Regions from separate parts of the Homo sapiens genome. Here region 1 is linked to region 2. Evidence: chromatin contacts called from ENCODE Hi-C or POLR2A ChIA-PET data. All regions are on one chromosome and are shown on one strand. Each heading gives the region's core, a stretch centred on a gene start or an enhancer-like site at or near the end of the contact. The rest is flanking DNA. Distances are from core to core; before and after follow the strand shown.

What was found. A loop is a pair of places that touch in the nucleus more often than their neighbours do. ChIA-PET counts read pairs that join two places held with the same protein, here RNA polymerase II (POLR2A).
Region 1: a loop to region 2 is called in a map of gastrocnemius medialis, with 2.2 times the contacts of the local background. The contact joins the promoter of LINC02610 here to the promoter of KLHL30 in region 2. A Hi-C loop is called at or near these places in 2 of 168 maps with a recorded cell type or tissue (PC-9 and gastrocnemius medialis). POLR2A ChIA-PET finds 5 or more read pairs at or near these places in 1 of 52 experiments (K562).

What each region holds. Positions count from the first base shown.
Region 1 is chr2:238,229,625-238,233,220 of GRCh38, reverse strand. LINC02610 (long intergenic non-protein coding RNA 2610) reads left to right here and starts at 1,544. Exons shown (of 3, transcript NR_026926.1): 1 at 1,544-1,887. It also overlaps the pseudogene TARDBPP3.
Region 2 is chr2:238,137,077-238,140,441 of GRCh38, reverse strand. KLHL30 (kelch like family member 30) reads right to left here and starts at 1,774. Exons shown (of 8, transcript NM_198582.4): 1 at 1,684-1,774.

The DNA of each region.
Region 1 (3,596 bases), core at 295-2,794, 93 kb before region 2:
GTTTACCAATCAGGCAAACAGCAGTTCACTTTCAACCACTCAATATTTCAACCTTTCATGTAACAAAACTTATAAAATTCCTTTAGCTGTTCCTTTTTCTAAAGAAAAATGTCAAAAATACTACTGAATATACTCCACACTGAAGAAACCAATTTTGAAAATTCTTAGTACATATGTATTTTACAATATACTTACCATGAGTTTAGAAAAATTTGAATTCCAACCATTCTATACCAACCAACCACAACCCCACTGTCTACGTTCCCAGCCAGAAGACTTAGAATCCATGCTTGAGCCAAAGCCGCCATTAAAACCACTGCCCGACCCTGCATTGGATGCTGATCCCCAACCAATTGTTGCACCAAAATTAGAACCACTACAAGAGTTATTTCCAGAACCGAAGGCCTGGTTTGGCTCCCTCTGCATGTTGCCTTGGCTTTGGTTATCATCCGATGGGCCTGGCTGCTTCGCTGGCTGGCTAACACACCCATCGTACACCAACTGCTCTGCAGCACTGCCTGGGGGGCAGCCATCATGGCTGGATTAATGCTGAACGCACCAAAGTTTATCCCACCACCCATATTACTACCTTGATTGTTTCCCAAACCAGCTCCACCCCCTCTACTCTTACCAAATCCACCCTGATTCCCAAAGCCACCTGGATTACCACCAAATCTTCCACTTCTTGCTGTCTATTGCTATTGCGCTTGGGTTCGGCATTGGATATGTGAACGCTGATTCCTTTCATCGAGTCCTCTCCACAAAGAGACCGCGCAATCTGATCATCTGCAAATGGAACAAAGGCAAAGGCCCTGAACGGCTTGGGGACGAAGACATCCATCACATCCCCATACTGAGAGAAGAACTCCCACAGCTCATCCTCAGTCATGTCCTCCGTACGGCGCCCCACAAACACTTTTCTGCTTCTCAAAGGCTCATCTTGGCTTTGCCGCACCATAAGAACGTCTCCAAAGGTACTACAGTACTCTTTCAGGTCCTGTTCAGTTGTTTTCCATGGGAGACCCAACACTATTAAATCGGACTGGTCTTTTCACTTTCACTGCTGATGAAGCTTCTGTCTCACCCATTTTTCTTTTGTTATCTTTCGGATAGTTGACAACATACACCGGATTTCTCCAGCCAGCATCGGGGGCATGCAGAATTCCTTCTACCAGCCGGACACCTCTCATACATTGAGACACCGGATTCCTGCAGCGAAGCCCACACGCCCCTGGAAACTGGGCTGTAACCGTGGACAGCAGCACCGTCCCATCGTCTTCCGATGGTATTTCAATGGGCTCATCGTTCTCATCTTCGGTTACCCGAATATATTCAGACATCTTTTACTTTTCCACTAGGCCGCTGCTGGGAAGCCCGACAGGGACACCGAGGCAGCGACGGACCCAAGCGCCAGTGTTTTTTTGTTTGTTTGTTTTTTGTTTTTTTAAAGAGGCCACCACAAGTTGAGGCGGGACTACAACTCCCAGAGGCCGCCGCGGCCCGGAGGCCACGCCCCTTGGCGGCGAGCTCTGAGCCCTTTGCCGCATTTGACACTCGACATCCTCGTGCTTCTTAAAGCACTTGCCCAACGGTGAGCAACGGCCTCCAACGGTGCCCGAGGGACTCGCGCTGCCCGTTAAGCAGCTTTGCGGTGGCGGAGGCTGGGCTGCCGTCTCTCCGACATCCCGGGACGGAGGAAGAGATGAAGGCTCTGCAGCCCCCGCCGCCCGATTTACGCTTGAGAAAGCGAAGGCGAGAGAGGTCGTCCAGCCCCTGGGGGCCCAGCCCTAGAGAGCGGGGCGCGGGCTGCGGGGCCCGGCGGCCTGGACGGCGGAGCGTTGAAAGCTCCCCCAGGGATAGGAAGTGCAGCCGAAATCAACGATTGAGGTCAGTGAAGGAGCGGACGCTTGAGGCCTTGGAGGGGAAGCAGGTTTCTCCAGGAGGGAACCCGGGCCTCCGCTTTGCTCAGCGCTCCCCTCGCGAATGTGTTGAGCACCTGTTATGTGCTGGGGGTACAGAGGTGAGACTCACAAGGCCCCTGCATTGTCTTTAAGATCAGCAAGACCCCGCAGAGAACCCAAATCCAACGCGCACTGCCCAGAGGCAGACACTGGCATTCCTTGATAGACGGTAGCCAGGGAAGCCCAGGTCTTACTAGATTATTATCAGTACTTGGATTTGAATGTATCTGAGAGGAGGAGGGTTAAGGTTTAAGCTGTGGCTCAGAAGCCCCTCAGCTCTTCGTGGAATCTCCCAGGCTTTTCACTCTTGCATCCTCATGGAAAAATACTGCCCTCCCTGGGAAACCATGCTTTCTGTGCACACCTGCTCTGTTCCCATGTCGCTGTACTACCTATTGACCTGTCAATGGATGATGACACTTGGGGTACTATCCTCTCTCCTCCAGATCTTGCCCCACCTTAACCTTGAAAGAATATTAAATGCGCCCTTAGACGTCAGGAACCATCCCTCAAACCTTGCCATTCCTCTCTGTTGAACCTGCTCCAAATCTTAAGTGCCAACCTCCATCTTATCCACTTTATCCTGGGGAACTTGTCCTCACACCCCGTTGAGGTTTCTTACTTATTGTCCTACTGTTTTCTTCACACTCCAGTTTCTTAAAAACAGTCTTCATTCTCATTTTCTTCATTTCCTCATCACCTGTTTGTCCCTAACAAAATTTCAGTATGGCTACATTTCCTGCCATTCTACTATAGAAAACTTCTGCCAGAGTCTCCAATGAACTCCTGATTGCCGAGTAGACTCTTCAGTTTTCTCACCCGAACTTTGCGGCATTTGATACTCAACATCCTCATGCTTCTTAAAACATTGTTCTTGCCAGAGCACGGTGGCTCACACCTGTAATCCCGGCACTTTGGGAGGCTGAGTTAGGCAGATCGCTTGAGCCCAGGAGTTCAAGACCAGCCTGGGCAACATAGCAAGACTCCATCTCTACCAAAAATGCAAAAAATTAGCCAGACATGGTGGCCCGCACCTGTAGTCCCAGCCACTCGAGAGGCTGAGGTGGGAGTATCACTGGAGCCCGGGAAGTCAAGGCTGCGGTGAATTGAGATCACGCCAGTGTGCTCTGGCCTGGACAATGGGAGTGAGACCTTATCTCAAAAAATTGTTCTCTGTCTAGTCTTCTTGCTCTTCTTGTTCCACCATTCCTTCTCAGGTTCTGGCAGTGGCTCTTCACAACTGGATATTAAATGTTGTCTTTTTTTTTTTTTTTTTTGAGACAGGTTCTCACTCTGTCTCAGGCTGGAGGCTGGAGTGCAGTGGTACGATCATGGCTCACTGCAACCTCGACCTCCCAGACTCAAGTGATCCTCCCACCTCAGCCTCCTAAGTAGCTGGGACTATAGGCGCACATCACCATGCCTGGCTGATTTTTGTATTTTTTTTGTAGAGAGAGATGTTTGTAGTGTTGCCCAGGCTGGTCCAGCAATCCACCTGCCTCACTCCCAAAGTGCTGGGGTTATAAGCATGAGCCACCGTGCCCGGCGAATATTGTCTTCTTAAATATTGTGCCCCACATTTCTTTGCTAGGCCCTCTTCTCTAGCTTCTAGGCTGTAATCTGTATGATCTCCAT
Region 2 (3,365 bases), core at 525-3,024:
GGCCAGGCATTCAGGGCAGAACAGGGTTGGCAAAAGAACCCATGCCCTGGGTGTCATCTGCAACCCTGGGCTACACTGAGCCCACCCCCCAGGGACCCCGGAGACACCCAAACTCCCGGGAGGCGTCCTCCGTCCCAGATCCCACATTGCTGGGGAGGCCATTTGGGGGCTGCAGCAGCTCCTGCTCCCGCGGTGCTCCCAGGTGCCAGGCCACGTGCCAAGCATGCAGAGAAGCTGTGCATTCACCACTCAGCCCCACAACAGTCCTGGAGGGTGGGTGCAATCATTGCCTCTTTTACAGCTGGGGAGACTGAGGCACAGAAGGTTTCAGTCACTTGCCCAAGATCACACATTTAGGAAGTGGTGGAGCTGGAATTTGAACTCAGAGCTAGGCTTGGGGGCCCAGGCTCTGAACCCTGCATTCCACGTGGCCGGGTGGAGGCTGCTAAACAGAAACGGCCAGCCAAAGGCAGCGTTCTGGAGGGTTTCGCGTCACCACGCCCGCATGGTTGAAGTCAGCAAGGCCGCTTTCAGGCTCATGTAATTATGTGCATGTGGTTTATGTCCTTCTGGTATCGCACCCTAAGACAACCATCCCTAGGAGAGATCAAGTCTGTGCACAAGCCTTCGACCCGGGTCACCCCAGGGCGAAAGGCTGCGCAGCGGAGAGGCCGTTCGCCCGCTAGGGGGCGCCTCGCGGGGCCATCCCGGGCAGGAGAGGCGGCCGCGCGTCCACAGGTACAAAATGCGTGGGAACGCCACGCATGGAAATGACAAAGCTCAGCTGGAGAACCAGGAGGCCAAGAATCTGGCCCGGGCAGCCACGGTGCAGGTACAGGTGCAGGCGATGGGAGCTAGGGCTCCCCGACTTCCCGACCCCGGTGCCACCTCTTGACCCCAGAGCGGGGAAGCACCTGGGAGCCCACAGGGCCTCGCGGACCAACCCGGGCTCGCGCACAGGGCAGCTCACGTGGCCGGGGCCCCACACCCCAGCATCCCGGCCGGTACACGAAGTACCCACCCAACACTGCATGCATGGGGTTCCTGCCTGGCCCCTCCCCAGGAGGCGCTGGCCCCGGTGAAGGCGGCTCTGCCCTCCCTGGGCAGCCGGGAGATGAGCTGGGGCCTGAGTAGGTGACAGGGCTGTCCCTGGGCCACCGCCTGCAGGCCTCACATTCCCGTCATTGTTGTGCTCCCTTGGGCCAGCTGCTGCCGGGCGATGGGCAGGCACGCATGAGCGCCCCCACTTCCCCTGGGGGCCTCGGGGTGCCTGCTGACACCTGTCACCCTGCAGTCCCTGCATGGGTCGGGGCTTCCTGAGGGTCTCAGAGCCTCACCCCAGTGCCTGCCCAGGCCCGGAGTGAGGAAGCCGAGTGGGCAGGACAACAAAAGGCCTGAGCCCAGCCAGGCTGGCGACTGTGGCTGAGTGGCCCTGGCTGCCATCTGAGGGGTGGCCCAGCCTCCCCCTCCCACCTCTCCGGCTGGGACATGGAGGGAAACCTGTCTCCTGAGCCCCCACCCTGAGGAGCCTGGCTTGGCCGCTGGCAAGGGCCAGGGGGCGTCTCCAAAGCACCCTGCTGTGATCCCTGGCCTCGGGGGCCTAACCCACCCTCCCCGCTGCTCCTGGCTGGGTTCCCCCTGCCCTCTCTGCTGTCCCCTGCCCCAGAGCCCCCTGGATCCTACCTCTCACTCAGCCTGGACCTCGAAGCTGAGAACACAGACCCGAGAGAGCAGGACTGCCTAGCCGGCAGCCAGGGGACACGGAGGCCTGCAGGGCGGGGCAGGGCTGGTCTGGTGGCCACGTGGGGAGGGTATTTTTAGCCTCTGTCTGCAGGGCGAGGGGAGGGTCAGGCAGTGAGGGCTGGGCTGGTGGGGGAAGGAGTGAGATGCCGGCTCCTTGGTGACTGTTAGCTCAGAAAGCCCACTGAGGCCTTCCAGGGACTTGTGGCCTAGGACAGACATCAGGAAGGGCTCCAGGGCAAGGACAGGTGAAAGCTGTCGCGGTTGGGCTGGCTGGTGGGGGCAGGGATGCAGCTTCCCCACCTGTTTCCTCGTCTACAAGTTGAGTACAGTGGAGCCCGTGGTGGGGGCCTGGGGTCACAGAGACCCTCAGCCCAGGGCCAGGACACCGACAGGTGCTGCCCTCGCTGTTGATGTCAGCGGCACCTATGTGTCCTCTTGTTCTGTTGTCACGTGGGAAAACGTGATTATCATGAATAAGCACAGGTTGGTCAGCAGAGGCTTTCCGAGCTTGGGGTCCATGGTGGCGGTAGGGAAACTTTGCCCAGAGAGGGGAGGTGCCACACTCAGTTGCCCCGCCCAGCTAGCGTGGATAGGGGAGATCTTGGGGCTCCTTGCCCTGCTACCCCATGGCCTTGGCCTCGGGGCTGCCCAGGACGGCTAAGAAACAGGGTCACCTAAAAATACAGCAGTGGACTATCAGCCTCCCGTCCAGCACTTGGTTCACGGTAGTCGCAGGGGGAAGCTCTCACGCCTGGGACTGAAATGGGCTCAGAACCACAGGCCCTGACCAAGGTCAGGTGGGTTGAGTTGGGGACCCAAGAGGCCACTGGACATTTCTCACACCAGTGACCAGAGCAGAGCTTTGTGGCTGAGGGACTTCAGGTGCATGGGAGAGAAGCCCTCAGCCCTCAGCCCTCTACCCATCGGCCATGTGGGCCTGAGCAGTATGACCATTTCCAGGTGTGCTGCGACCTGGAGGAACTGGGGAGTATTGGGTCTGGCTGTGGCCTCTTGATGCTACTAGGGATTGTCCTAATGCTCTTACAGACCAGAGAGGTCCAGGCGGCCCCCAGGGAGACAGAACCCCACTCCTGGTCCTGAGATGCACACAGCCTATGGAGGGGAAGCTCACCTACAAATTACTGCCAAGTCTGCAAGGTGCCCTTAGGGTTACCTTCCATAGAGATTCCCTGAGTCCATGCTTCCTCTACAGCCCAGCCTGGCCCAGCCATAGCCCAGCCATAGCTCAGCCCAGCTCAGCTATTGCCCAACCATAGCCCAGCCATAGCCCAGCCCAGCTCAGCTATTGCCCAACCATAGCCCAGCCATAGCCCAGTCCAGCTCAGCTATTGCCCAACCATAGCCCAGCCATAGCCCAGTCCAGCTCAGCTATTGCCCAGCCATAGCCCAGCCATAGCCCAGCCCAGCTCAGCCATAGTCCAGCCGTAGCCCAGCCGTAGCCCAGCCCAGCCTGGCCCCTGCTCCTGCTCTTTCCCCTGCTCGTGTCCCACACTGTCCCAGGGTTTTTCCCCAGCCTTGGGCATCAGCCTCATGTTGTGTGGGGGACCCTCATGGAGGACCCCAACTCTCGCTGTGTCCAGGACCACTATGGGGTGGGCGCT